Linked DNA regions of Homo sapiens: regions 1 and 3 are each linked to region 2. The links are chromatin contacts, found by Hi-C in ENCODE. All regions are on one chromosome and are shown on one strand. Each heading gives the region's core, a stretch centred on a gene start or an enhancer-like site at or near the end of the contact. The rest is flanking DNA. Distances are from core to core; before and after follow the strand shown. Region 1 holds the start of EXOC4 (exocyst complex component 4). Region 2 holds the start of SND1-DT (SND1 divergent transcript). Region 3 holds the start of BPGM (bisphosphoglycerate mutase).

The links. Hi-C counts contacts between places; a loop is a spot of excess contacts on that map. Pooled maps may share reads with other maps.
Region 1: a map of B cell shows a loop between it and region 2 (13-fold over the local background). The contact joins the promoter of EXOC4 here to the promoter of SND1-DT in region 2. A Hi-C loop is called at or near these places in 2 of 168 maps with a recorded cell type or tissue (B cell and CD4-positive, alpha-beta T cell) and 3 of 50 pooled maps.
Region 3: a loop to region 2 is called in a pooled map, with 19 times the contacts of the local background. The contact joins the promoter of BPGM here to the promoter of SND1-DT in region 2. A Hi-C loop is called at or near these places in 6 of 50 pooled maps.

What each region holds. Positions count from the first base shown.
Region 1 is chr7:133,251,644-133,255,543 of GRCh38, forward strand. EXOC4 (exocyst complex component 4) reads left to right here and starts at 1,435. Exons shown (of 18, transcript NM_021807.4): 1 at 1,435-1,544. The coding sequence starts at 1,459. RefSeq lists enhancers at 1,202-1,251, 1,462-1,521.
Region 2 is chr7:127,649,652-127,653,397 of GRCh38, forward strand. SND1-DT (SND1 divergent transcript) reads right to left here and starts at 2,181. Exons shown (of 2, transcript NR_186577.1): 1 at 2,022-2,181. SND1 (staphylococcal nuclease and tudor domain containing 1) reads left to right here and starts at 2,543. Exons shown (of 24, transcript NM_014390.4): 1 at 2,543-2,800. The coding sequence starts at 2,723. RefSeq lists a silencer at 2,092-2,341 and enhancers at 2,139-2,757, 2,582-2,761.
Region 3 is chr7:134,644,529-134,648,808 of GRCh38, forward strand. BPGM (bisphosphoglycerate mutase) reads left to right here and starts at 2,325. Exons shown (of 3, transcript NM_001724.5): 1 at 2,325-2,409. The region is part of intron 1 of LOC124901750 (a long non-coding RNA gene); the gene reads right to left. RefSeq lists enhancers at 2,302-2,451, 2,552-2,661.

The DNA.
Region 1 (3,900 bases), core at 185-2,684, 5.6 Mb after region 2:
GCACACACCACCACGGTCCGGCTAACTTTTGCATTTTTAGTAGAGACGGAGTTTCACCATGTTGGCCAGGCTTGTCTTAAACTCCTGGCCTCAAGTGGTCTGCTCGGCTCTGCCTCTCAAAAAGTGTTGGGATTACAGGTGTGAGCCATCACACTTGGCCCAAAAATCTTATTTTCTTTAAAAGCCATTAAAATTATGATTTCCAGAAGCTATATGTTATTTCCTCATTTGAATGTTACATAATTTATTTAATTCTTCTGTGTTATTTAAAAAATGTCAATACTCTATATTTCTTTAGGAACAAAGTCCCTAGAACTGGAATTATTGGGCCAAAGGTTATGAATACTTTTAAGTTATCGTGTGTGTGTGTGTGTGTGTGTTATCTTCAACTAATTTTTAAAAATGTGAACTTCTACCAGCTCGATGTCTATTTAATAAAAGTAATTGATGTGTTCTGAGCTTGCTGCTCACAACTCCATGACCTCTGAGTTAGTTTGCTTTCTATTCCTTTAAGTTCTTCAATCTTTATTGCTACTGAGCAGGCCACCTCCTTCCTTACTTTTAAATTATTATTATTCTTGTTCCTCAGTCTAACCACTTTCCACGCACATTCTGGTCTTTTTTGTTTTGTTTTGTTCATTTGGTCTTATGAATTAATGACTAAGCCAACGGAACCAAATGCAGGAAATACTAAAAACTTACCGGTAAAAGTATTAACACAAATGTGCATTACTACTAAGTATTTCATTTAGCTTGAAAAAAAAAAAAAAGGAATCTGCAGTGTGGTCTGTTTGTTTTTAGCTTATACTGTCTTTTCTTCATCAATATTCATTTATTCCTGTACGTGTGGTTTTAGAACTATCTGGAAATATAGGAACATTGGGAAAAATTGAACTCCACATAAACCTAATGTAGAAACATTAGTTTTACAGAATACTAAAGAAAAGCATTTCTGCTTATATTCATTTTCGTATTTTATTGGATTTTTTAAAAAATCACTTGCACTTAAGGCAAAAACTTCGCACATAGACATCCGGCAGAGAACCCCTCTTTCATTTAAATACAAACCCTAACACATTTTGGCATCATCAGATAAATTTGATTTAAAGCCTGACAAAATTCTAAAAGCAAGGAAACTGAAAAAAGCTGGAAGTCAGAATAAAGATAAATGAAGACACTCATTACAAGACTTAGGAAGTTGCAGCTGGTTTAGCTTTCCTGCGCGCCCAGGAGACGGAGAAGGAAAACTACGACTCCCAGAGTGCTTAGAGAGAACACGCGCGTCGTGGCCTCAAAACTTGCTCCCTTAGTCCCGCCTCCTCACTTCAGTGATTGGATTTTCCACTTCCGCGCCTCTGGAATTCTCTTCACCCATTGGTGGAGACTCCTGCGGGGTCAAATACAGAATTTACGCACCCTTGGCTTCCTTGGAGCCTAGCGGCTCTCCCCGCGTCCAAGATGGCGGCAGAAGCAGCTGGTGGGAAATACAGAAGCACAGTCAGCAAAAGCAAAGACCCCTCGGGGCTGCTCATCTCTGTGATCAGGTGAGGGAGGCAGGAGGCAGGGTCTGGGGACTGGGGGCAGCGGCTCGACCTCCGCTTTGGAAGGGAGAAGGGTTAGCTGGGTCCCACCCTGCTCTCCCCTTTCCTCCTTGCCTCCCGCAGCCCCTCCCCAGGGCTCTAACCCCTCCCCAGGGCCCCAGCAATTCCCCCTCCACCTTTTTTTTCTGGGGTTAGCTATAGAGAGAGGAGCCCCGCCTCAGTCTTTTCTTTAGGGGCAGCACCTTCTATTACAGTCTCGGGACCCCAAAGCACGCTATTTGGGTTTGGTAGAGAAAACCAGGTGTAAAGGTGTGTTTATTGATTCCTAAAATGCTTGTTTATTGTTTGCCTGTAGCAGCACTCACTGAGAAAGGCGTCTTGTTTCCTGGACTTTGGGGTGTAAGGCCTTGGAGTCCGGAGATTCCTGTCACGAGTTGCAGATTTGTGTTTTCACACTCTGGATACTTTCAACCACCTGTGCGTGGCCACAGCCACAAATACAAGAATCTGCAGTGAGCTGGTAGGAGGACTGGGTTTGAAGGCACACATCGGTTTTCAATTTTTTGCCCTGCCTCCGCATTCTGGTCCATTCCTTAAAAAACAGAACCAAACCAATTTCAAATTATCCTCCATGCACTGCCCCTCTGCACCTCCCAGAAGATTAGGGTGGGGGTGGAGTGGGAGCGGTGGATCTTTTAGGAGCTTTTTTTTAAAAAAGCGAAATATATTGAGGATGGGGGAACCCTTTCAAGAATCTTGGATATGATGCAGGTACTGACTAAAACCAATCTAAATAAAATTTATTATGGCACGTTTTTTACGTTGTTGGCATTTGAATTTCAACTCGTTTATTTTTCATAAACAAACACTCTATTTTTCCCCACCTATACTAAACTTTTGTTTGAGTTCTTGCAAGTTTTCTGGAATGTATTGATCATCTTTTCAAAACCCAGGGCCCAACATTATCTGGTAGGTACTAAGCACTTCAATGAATGCATGTATCAAACCATTAGAACAGCTTACCACTCACTGACAAAGACACATCTTATGGGTCTTATTTAGGAGGCTTTAAGATTATGGCCTATTAAATCATTACTTTAATTTTCTTTTGGGCTTAAGAGAAAAACATCTCTGTGTGGAAATGCTTAATATACTTGGTAGGCCATACAGAGGAAGTGCTGTTGTATTGTGAATCTATAGGCCCACATTCTCGCTGTGACAATACGCAGGTAGTGTAGATGTATCTCATGATACTAAAATTCCAATAAGAATGTTTGTTGTTTCCCATCTGAATTTCCTGTGGAATTAGAATACCAGGACATTATTTGGATCCTTTTTTGAACTTGTTTGTTTTTTCTACCTTATAGTCAACATTTATTTAAACAATAGGTATTTAGTGCCAGTTGACAGTATGGCGTCTGGCACGTATTACATATTGAATAATATTTGTTGACTTAATGAGTAAATGCCCTGAGTTTTGCAAAGATGAAGCAGGCACAGTGTTACCCTTGAGGAGAGTATAGTTTACCTGGGGGATAAAACATGTCAGTAAAAATGATGACATAAGACTACGAGAGAGACATGAAATGTTATGGAAATCCAGGAGGAGTGGCTGTTTCTAATGAAAGTGAAATGTGTCATCTCATCTGTGTACTTTTGATTCTCCAGGCTGTTCCCATTTCTTTTATGCTATTTGTATTTTCCTCAGGGCCAGTTGAATTTACTCTAAATGTCATATTTTTGAAAACAGCATGAAAGCCAACCTAAAGCTTTTTTTACTAATGCTAATTCAGAACATACATTGCCTTTGCTTGACCATTCCTTAATATTCTCCAGGAGGAACCCCCTACTGCTTGATGGCTAAGATTTTGTGGTTATCCATCCATCTCTTATGCCAGTTTATTAATATATGACCTTCATTTTATCACTGTGATTTAGGCCTAGGTATTTTTTACTTTGATCTCTGTTGTGCATTATATTGCTTTTCTTTTCTTTTCTTTTCTTTTTTTTTGAGACAGAGTCTTGCTCTGTCCCCAGGCTGGAGTGCAGTGGCGCGATCTCGGCTCACTGCAACCTCCGCCTCCCAGGTTCAAGTGATTCTTCTGCTTCAGCTTCCCGCATAGCTGGGATTATAGGCGTGCGCCACCACACCCACCTAATTTTTGTATTTTTGGTAGATACAGGGTTTCACCATATTGGCCAGGATGGTCTCGATCGCTTGACCTTGTTGTCTGCCTGCCTTGGCCTCCCAAAATGCTGGGATTACAGGCATGAACCACCGTGCCCAGCCCTCATTTTTCTACTTTATCCTTGACCACCTCAGATCACTGCATAACACTTTTGTGATATAGTTTTTACA
Region 2 (3,746 bases), core at 931-3,430:
TGAACTGACTGAATAAAGAGAAGAAATTCCAGGCACCGTGTGAGGGCCCATTAATTAATTCACTGTGGCACCAACCTGCAGAATTGAGTGTTTTCTCCAGGTAAGTGGTAGGTTTGAAGAAAGTAGAGAGCTATAGAGGGCCTAGAGTTGAGGTTTTGACAGGTGGGCCCAGTGAAAGACAATGGGAATTACAGATGAAGATATTGGTAGGAAAGGGGCTAAAATGATGGACAGTGCATGGAGTCTAGCCAAGGATCCAGGAGAAGGCAGAGGGGAGCTGGTAAAGCAAGGGTAGTGAGTTCAGGGACTTTAAATTCTAGTTAACGCTTGTCCTCTGTTGTCTCTCACTTGCTCTGATGGAAACCAGCTGTTATGTTGTGAGTTGCCCTATGGAGAGACCCATGTAGAAGGAAACTGAACCACTGAAAAACTGAGGCTCTTAGTCCAACATCTTGAGGAACTGAATTCTGTCAGCAACTATGAGTGAGCTTGGGAAGCAATCTACCTTCAGTCAGAGGAGGACCTTCAGATGAGACCACAGTCCCCTTCCCAACTCCCCTTGACACCTTGACTGCAGCTTTATAAGAGAAGACCTGGAGGAAAAGGCAGGCACCCACCCCAGATTCCTTACCCACAAAAACTGTGAGATAAATGCTTATTGTTTTCTTTAGTATTTAAGTTTTGGGGCAAATTGTTATGTAACTAATACAAGATATAAGATAATTAACTGAATGAGAAGGGAGAGAGGACAGCAGTTATGATCAAAGACAAAGTGTTTGAGTTTACAATCGTACCTATGAAGTTATGGTGTTTTATCTGTCTGGAGAACGTCCTAAATTGGTGCAGAGGTCAAGTTTACTGAAGATGAGATCAAGGAGCAAAGAGGTCAGGGTATGGGATAAGTCATGCTCGTAGATATTGAAGTATTTCAGGATTATTGGCTGAAGACCGTGCACCAAGTGTTAACAATTTCAATGAATGACACGGTAGAAATAGGGGTACGGTAGATAAAAAGCCACGAGATAGAGAGGGGTATAATCTGATGGAACCAACTTCCACAGAGGTTTTTTTTTTTTTTTTTTTTTTTTTTGGAAAAGGGTGGCAAATTAGGGATCTAAGAAGGTGACCTCAAAACTTAACCCTGGGATATGTTTAGTGTGGGAGAATAAACTTACAATCTTTTAAGAGAGCAAGGGGCCATGCACTGTGGTTAATGCATGTAATACCAGCACTTTAGGAGGCCGAGGTAGGAGTATAGCTTGAGCCCAGGAGACCAGCCTGGGCAACATAGTGAAATCTCAGCTCTACAAAAAAAAAATTAGCTGGGCGTGGTAGCGCGGACCCGTGGTACCAGCTCCAGCTACACCGGAGACTGAGGCAGGAGGATCGCTTGAGCCTGGGAGTGTCAAGGCTGCAGTGAGCCGTGATCGTGCCCCCGCACTCCAGCCTGAGCGACAGAGCGAGACTTTGTCTCAAAAAAGCCACAAAACCAAAGAAACAAAAAGAACTGCAAGGGAAGTACTGTCTTCAGTGTAGAGCCAAGTTTTACGATTAAATGACATAACACATGCAAGGTCCTTGGTTCCACATAGTGGGCACTCAACGAATATTAGTTCTCGCTAAACAGTCACTTAAATATTTGTAGGCCTTGGCTTTCCCGTTCCTTCCCCGACCTTTTTACTGGGGCTAGGGAAGGTATCCGGTGGCTGGAGGCGCTTCACACTGGGTCGGGTGAGAGCGTGAAGCGAGCCTTTTCCCTAACGTCACGGGAGCAGCTGGGAAGAGACCGAAGAACGAGGGTCACTCTCCCCTGTATACGTGGCATGTCCTTCCTCTGAGACATTTATTCCTCCCACCAACAAACATTAATGGAACGCCTCACAAGTGCTAGACCCCAGCGACACAAACAAGGGCGAGGCACACTCTCTGACTACAAAAAGGGCGCGCGGCCGCGTGGCAGGTCAAAGCCCACATCGGTAGGAGGTTCCACAAAGCTCTGATTTTCCAAGTTCTCTCCATACTTTTAGCCAAGGTAAAATGTCGGAAGTCGAGTGGAGCGGGTACGGAGATTCCTCCAGGACTCTGCCTGCGTGGCTCCACCCTCCCAGGCCGCATTCCCGGGTACAGCGGCGCCCACCTAGGTGGGTATACAAGTGTGCGCCCCTGAGGCCAGCGGGGAAGGACGTCATGGGCGAGGTCAGGCGGGAGGGCGCGGCTGGCTCCGCCCCTGGGGCTCCCATGGCCCCCCGCGCCCCGCGGCCAGATGCTGACGTGTCCTTTCCTTCCCACTACACCTCCCGACATTACCTACTCCGGCTGCCCCGGAAGTCCCGCCCCATATTTAGCCCATCCTTGCAAATCAACTCTTTCAGCGCTTCCTGGAACTCACCACCGTTTTGGGGACCAAGAGGCGGGGCTCCGCGAGCAGGGTGCCTATTGGCCTGAGGGCCGGCGGGCTCTGGGCGCTAATTGGGCGGAGGGCGGTGGCGCTCTGGCACGCTTGCGCGGCGAGTAGAACGTGTGGCGGCGGCGGAGATCGCGTCTCTTTCGCTCCGTGTCCCGCTGCTGCTCCTGTGAGCGCCCGGCGAGTCCGTCCCGTCCACCGTCCGCAGCTGGTAGCCAGCCTGCCCCTCGCCTCGACTCCCTTTCACCAACACCGACACCCACATTGACACCTCCAGTCCGGCCAGCCGCTCCACTCGTTGCCTTTGCATCTCCACACATGGCGTCCTCCGCGCAGAGCGGCGGCTCCTCCGGGGGACCCGCGGTCCCCACCGTGCAGCGGGGCATCATCAAGATGGTGAGAACGGGCCCCGGACACCGACCCCTCTGCCTGCCTTCGGGCGGGAGTCAGGCATTGACTCCACCTTCCGCCAGCCTGCTCCATGTCCCAGATCCCCTTTCCTCTGCCCCCTTCCTCACTTTTCGTCGATTCTCCGAATCCTCTCACTAGACGGAAGCAGACACGGAGTCCCCTTGTTCCTTGCCTCCCGGACACCTTGACATCAGGGGTCACAGTGATTTCCGAGGTTGCGGCATTCGGATCTCCTGTCTGTTTACCAGGACAGATCGATTACTGATTGATTAACAGAGACAATTCGTTGATATCTGTCCTCCCATCCCCCGTCTTTCTGTTCATTTTGACATATGCTGAGTAGTTAGTAGTTTTTCGAGATCCTGACATCGGCTCTTCTCTACTAGTACTTGGCCATCATGAAACTTTTCTGTTCCCACAAACGCTGTTACTTGACTCCCAAGTTTTCTCACTCTGTGGCCCTCTTTTCCTCTCTTTCCCTCCACCTCTTGTGTCGACCTGAAAGCTCCTGATCTTTGTGTACTTTTGACTTCTAAAAGGTTAGGCCGGCAAGAATCTTAGTAATCATCATTGTTCTCCCGTCCCTTAAAGATAAGGAGATAGGCTTGAAGAAGGCAAGTGACTTGCTTAAGGTCACATGGTGGTTTGGGTTGGAGCCATAGCAAGAGCCCAAGTGTTCGGATTCCTGGTCTAGTGCTCATAGCACTATAGATTCTGCCTGATTTTATATACCCTCAACTTTTTGAAAATTCTTCAATTTTGAATTTGAACCTGCAAAGTTTATTTTTACAATTTACTCCTAGCTCCATGATAATTTGATAATATAAATTCAGTTTATCACTTGCCCCCAGTTGTCCTCCCCAAAACCCTTCCAAATCTTGGAACCTGACATTTCTTGGTTTTACCAATTTTCTGGTTTATGATGACTGTA
Region 3 (4,280 bases), core at 1,075-3,574, 7.0 Mb after region 2:
AGCTATAATAATTTATTGCTTTTCATTTCTTGTTTGGATAAAAGTGAGACTACATCAAAAGCTGTTTGATGACACTGAATTATTTTCATAGTATCTATATCACTTGCTGTATCAGAACTGAAGTCCTCATGACTGGTCTTCAATGGAAGTGAATCCTAAAATTAATCTTAATTTAAAAAATACATTGCTTTTGGGGTGAGGAGGAGAAGGCAGCAGGAAGAGGAAGCATCTTCCCAGAATTATATGAATTAGCAACCTTGGGTCCTAGCCCAGGATTTGTCCCCAACCAAGTAATTCTGAGCACATCACTTAAGCTTCAGTTTCTTTATCTGTACAACAAGGAGCTAGAGTTTAATTTCCAAAGCCCTGTCAAGTACTAAGTTTGTACAAGTCTAATATTCTTTGGAGTTCATCTTTGCCTTAAATGGATTTATGATCATCTTTGTGAACCACGACCTCGTTATTTAAAAATTCATAAGAGAGACAGCTCATCGAATAGACCAGGACACAGGGTTCAGGATATGATACTGTAACATAATTAAGTATGGAGAACAATCTTGCCATAGGGCAAAAGTAACTCCTGAAATTCTGTTAGCCTCTGTGCACATTTGTCTTACAAACATGCTTGCTCCTGATGAAAATCTGCTTTTTAATTCCTTCTAGACAGAATCACTGATATAAGCTTCCATCTTATATCAAAATGACTCATTCATAAGCCACATACTCTTGCGAATGATTCTAAAAGGCAAGTGATGTTTGATATTAAGGTTTTATGTGACAAGCTAGCATTCCATGGGTGTCCATAACAACAGTAAACTTAAATCCAATGAGTAGGCGCCCTTAAGTCCAGACTAAGTAGCCCTAAATGCCAAATGCCACAAGACTGTCACTTGGTAATGACTGTCATTAGCCTCCGGAGTATGGATGGTGGGCACTCTGAATAGGAGCTTTATTACACTGTAGAAGAAAAGCTTTCTCCTTACTTTGTCCTCAACTGATATTGAGAAAAAAGCAAGAGGGCAAATGTATAAGATTTGGAAGCTGCCCCTTCCAGCTGTTCTGGCCTGAACTCTAGTTAATCTTGTGCAAGTTAAATTCTAACTATCACTAGGTGAGACCTATCACCTGCTGGGACCTGTCAAGCCTCGGATTAGTGCCGTCCCGGAAGTAAAGTTCTGTTGATATCCCAGGAGGAACTGTCATGCTCTAACATGGATAAATGAGATACAGAACTGGCTACGATTAGGTCTTAATGAGTTCAATAAAGAGTGTGTCACAGAATTTCAAATGTGGAAAGATTATCTTTTCAACTGTATGTATAATTTATTCTGAGGACTTGCTTGCGTGTCACAAACCTAATGCATTTGTTAGGAGGATGAAACAGGAAAAACTCACAGGAGGACACGAAACACTACTTAGGATAGCTTCTAAGAAGGGAATCTCCCATAACATTCCTTATCTTTCCCGCCCACCCAAGAGTTCTGACACATATGCTTCAAAACCTCGTGTGGTAGTTCAAGCCTGCTTAGAAGCTTTTAAGGCCTCGTGCCAGGTTTCCGGTGTTTTCATAGATTTCTCTTGTTCAGTTATTGTCGCCTCCAAATTTGTCATTCTCTCATTCCACTCTAGCCTCCCTTCCTCTGTGCAATAAGCTTTTAGGGCATTCCATTAATCACTTTTCTTCCCCACCTAAAATACTGTCAGCAAACTGCCTAGGGGAATCCCTATAAAAGCGGTAAGAGAAAGTAAGGTTGCGTTACTGCCTATAAATTGGGCACTTTAAAGGCATTTGTTTTAATCACGACTTAAGACTTTCAACCACGAGTAATTTGTGCGAAAGGAGCTTCTTCTGGGAGGATACCTCGGCTTCGTCTTCAGGTTTCAATCCCTAAATTTCCCATAAGTAAAAGAAACATCACCTCCTCTCTTCCAAGAGTCCGCTGACACCTGTCTTCACCCGCAGGTGTTTCTTTTAAGACGTTAAACGCTTTCTAGAACCTCAAACAGCTAAGATGCTCCCCGCACCCGAGGTTTTGCACCAGCGACGCTCTAGGGTGTGTTTTTCTACTTCCCTAGGCCCAAGCCTGCCCGCTGGCGTCGAAGCCAACTCCTTACTGGTTCAGGTATGTGCTCGTCTCTAGAGTAAACCAATCAGAGCCCCACTTCTTACTCCTGGGATTTGGTAAACGGAAGAGACCTCTCCTGTTCCGGGAGTAGGCCGGGACCGTGGATGAGTGACAGTTCGACTTTCCAATAGGCAGAGCCCTAGGACCTGCCCACGTCTGGTTCAGGGGCTAGAAAAGAGCGTCGATGCCGGCGGCAGTGATGAGTCCTAGGAGGCGCTGGCTCTTTGGCGGCTCGGAGGAGCGGCTGCTGCTGCTGCTGCTGCTGCTGGTGGCCCCTTTGCAGGTGAGTGGCTTTGTTTTAGAAAATGTTGCGAACGTTTACATTTTTTAGTGATGTGATGTTTTATTTTTGGGTGCGGGGAAGGCCAGTTTCTTTACTTCCCCCGGTTTAGTCGTTGGTGGGAGTCTGGTGCCCACTCCAGCCCTCAAGCTGGGACCCTCACTTATCGCCCCGGTCCCTTTCCCTTGTCCCTATCTCAGAATGAGCCTCGCAGGCAGTCACCGTTCTGTCAACTGAGAGGAGGAGCCCGCTTTGGTAGTGCTGTCCTTATGGCAAGAATATATAGAAGTTGGAGGGAAGATAAACTCTCTTCTGGATGTCTGAGGTACTGTGTAGCAGAGCCCTTCCAATAGTAAGATCCCCTGGAAGGAAGCAGGGCGATGCCGCTGTATTTAGGGTTCTGGCAGACCTGGCCCTATCTATCATTTTGTGTAGTAGACAGAAAAACTCGAATGCGGTGAAAAGAGAAGGAGGTGAATATATGCAGTGTTTTCATGTAGGAATCTGGAGCCAAATCACAAGTTCTTAGAACCACTAGAAATAAAAACGTAAGTGTATTTTCCTCTTTTCTAAGGGACGAGCTGGTATTACACTAGAGAAGGTCAATGAAATGCATAATTGCAGTTAAGTTCACAGTTAAGCTTTAAAGAATAGTTGGTTGTTAGCTAACTTATAACTCTCATCCCCCTACTGCCTCCCTTGCAAATTACGGAAGATCTTTAGCTTGTGAGTGGTACTAGAATGTTAGCTGACTAAATGCAGACTCTTTCCAAGAAGGGGAAAAATCAAAAGCTAAGTTTCACCTGTAGGTACTAAAGGTTTTTTAATAGTGAAAGCAGAACTCATGTCAATTTGTCTTTTATTTTTTATTTTTTTTGAAACGGAGTCTCGCTCTGTCGCCCAGGCTGGAGCGACTGCAGTGGCTCGATCTCGGTTCACTGCAACCTCCGCCTACCGGGTTCAAGTGATTCTCCTGCCTCAGCCTCCCAAGTAGCTGGGATTACAAGCATAGGCCACCACGCCTGGCTGATTTTTGTATTTTTAGTAGAGACGGGGTTTCACCATGTTGGCCAGGGTGGTCTTGAACTCCTGACCTCAGGTGATCTGCCTGCCTCGGCCTCCCAAAGTGCTGGGATTACAGGCGTGAGCCACCGTGCCTGGCCTTGTCTTTTTTCTTTCTTTCTTTCTTTTGTTTTGGTTTTTTTTTTGTTTTGTTTTCAGACGGAGTTTCGCTTCTGTTGCCCAGGCTGGAGTGCAATGGCGCGATATTGGCTCACCGCAACCTCCGCCTCCTGGATTCAATCGATTCTCCTGCCTCAGCCTCCCGAGTAGCTGGGATTACAGGCATGCGCCCCCACGCCCAGCTAATTTTGTGTTTTTAGTAGAGACAGGATTTCACCATGTTGGCCAGGCTGGTCTCGAATTCCTGACCTCAGGTGATCTGCCTGCCTCGGCCTCCCAAAGTGCTGGGATTACAGGTGTGAGCTACCGCGCCCGGCCTTCTTTTTTTTTGAACTGCCTCCCGTGAGTCCAGGGAATAGCTCTTTCTTAGCCATCTTTGTATTCCAGTAGCACCTCATACACCGCAGATGCTCCCCAGTTGGTGGTGGACTTCAGAGAAGCATAATTCAAACAGTGTCATAGTGGAAGGAGCTCTGAGTTAGAAATCAAGAACATTGGCTTTAGTCCTGAAACTGTTACTATTTGTGTGATCTTAAACAAATCATTTCAACTGTGACTCTTAATTTTTGCATTTTTTTTTTGAGACAGGGTCTCGCTCTGTTGCCCAGGCTGGAGGGCAGTGGCGCAATCTCTGCTCACTGCAACCTCCACCTCTGCCTCCTGGGCTCAAGCGATCCTACCATCTCGATTTT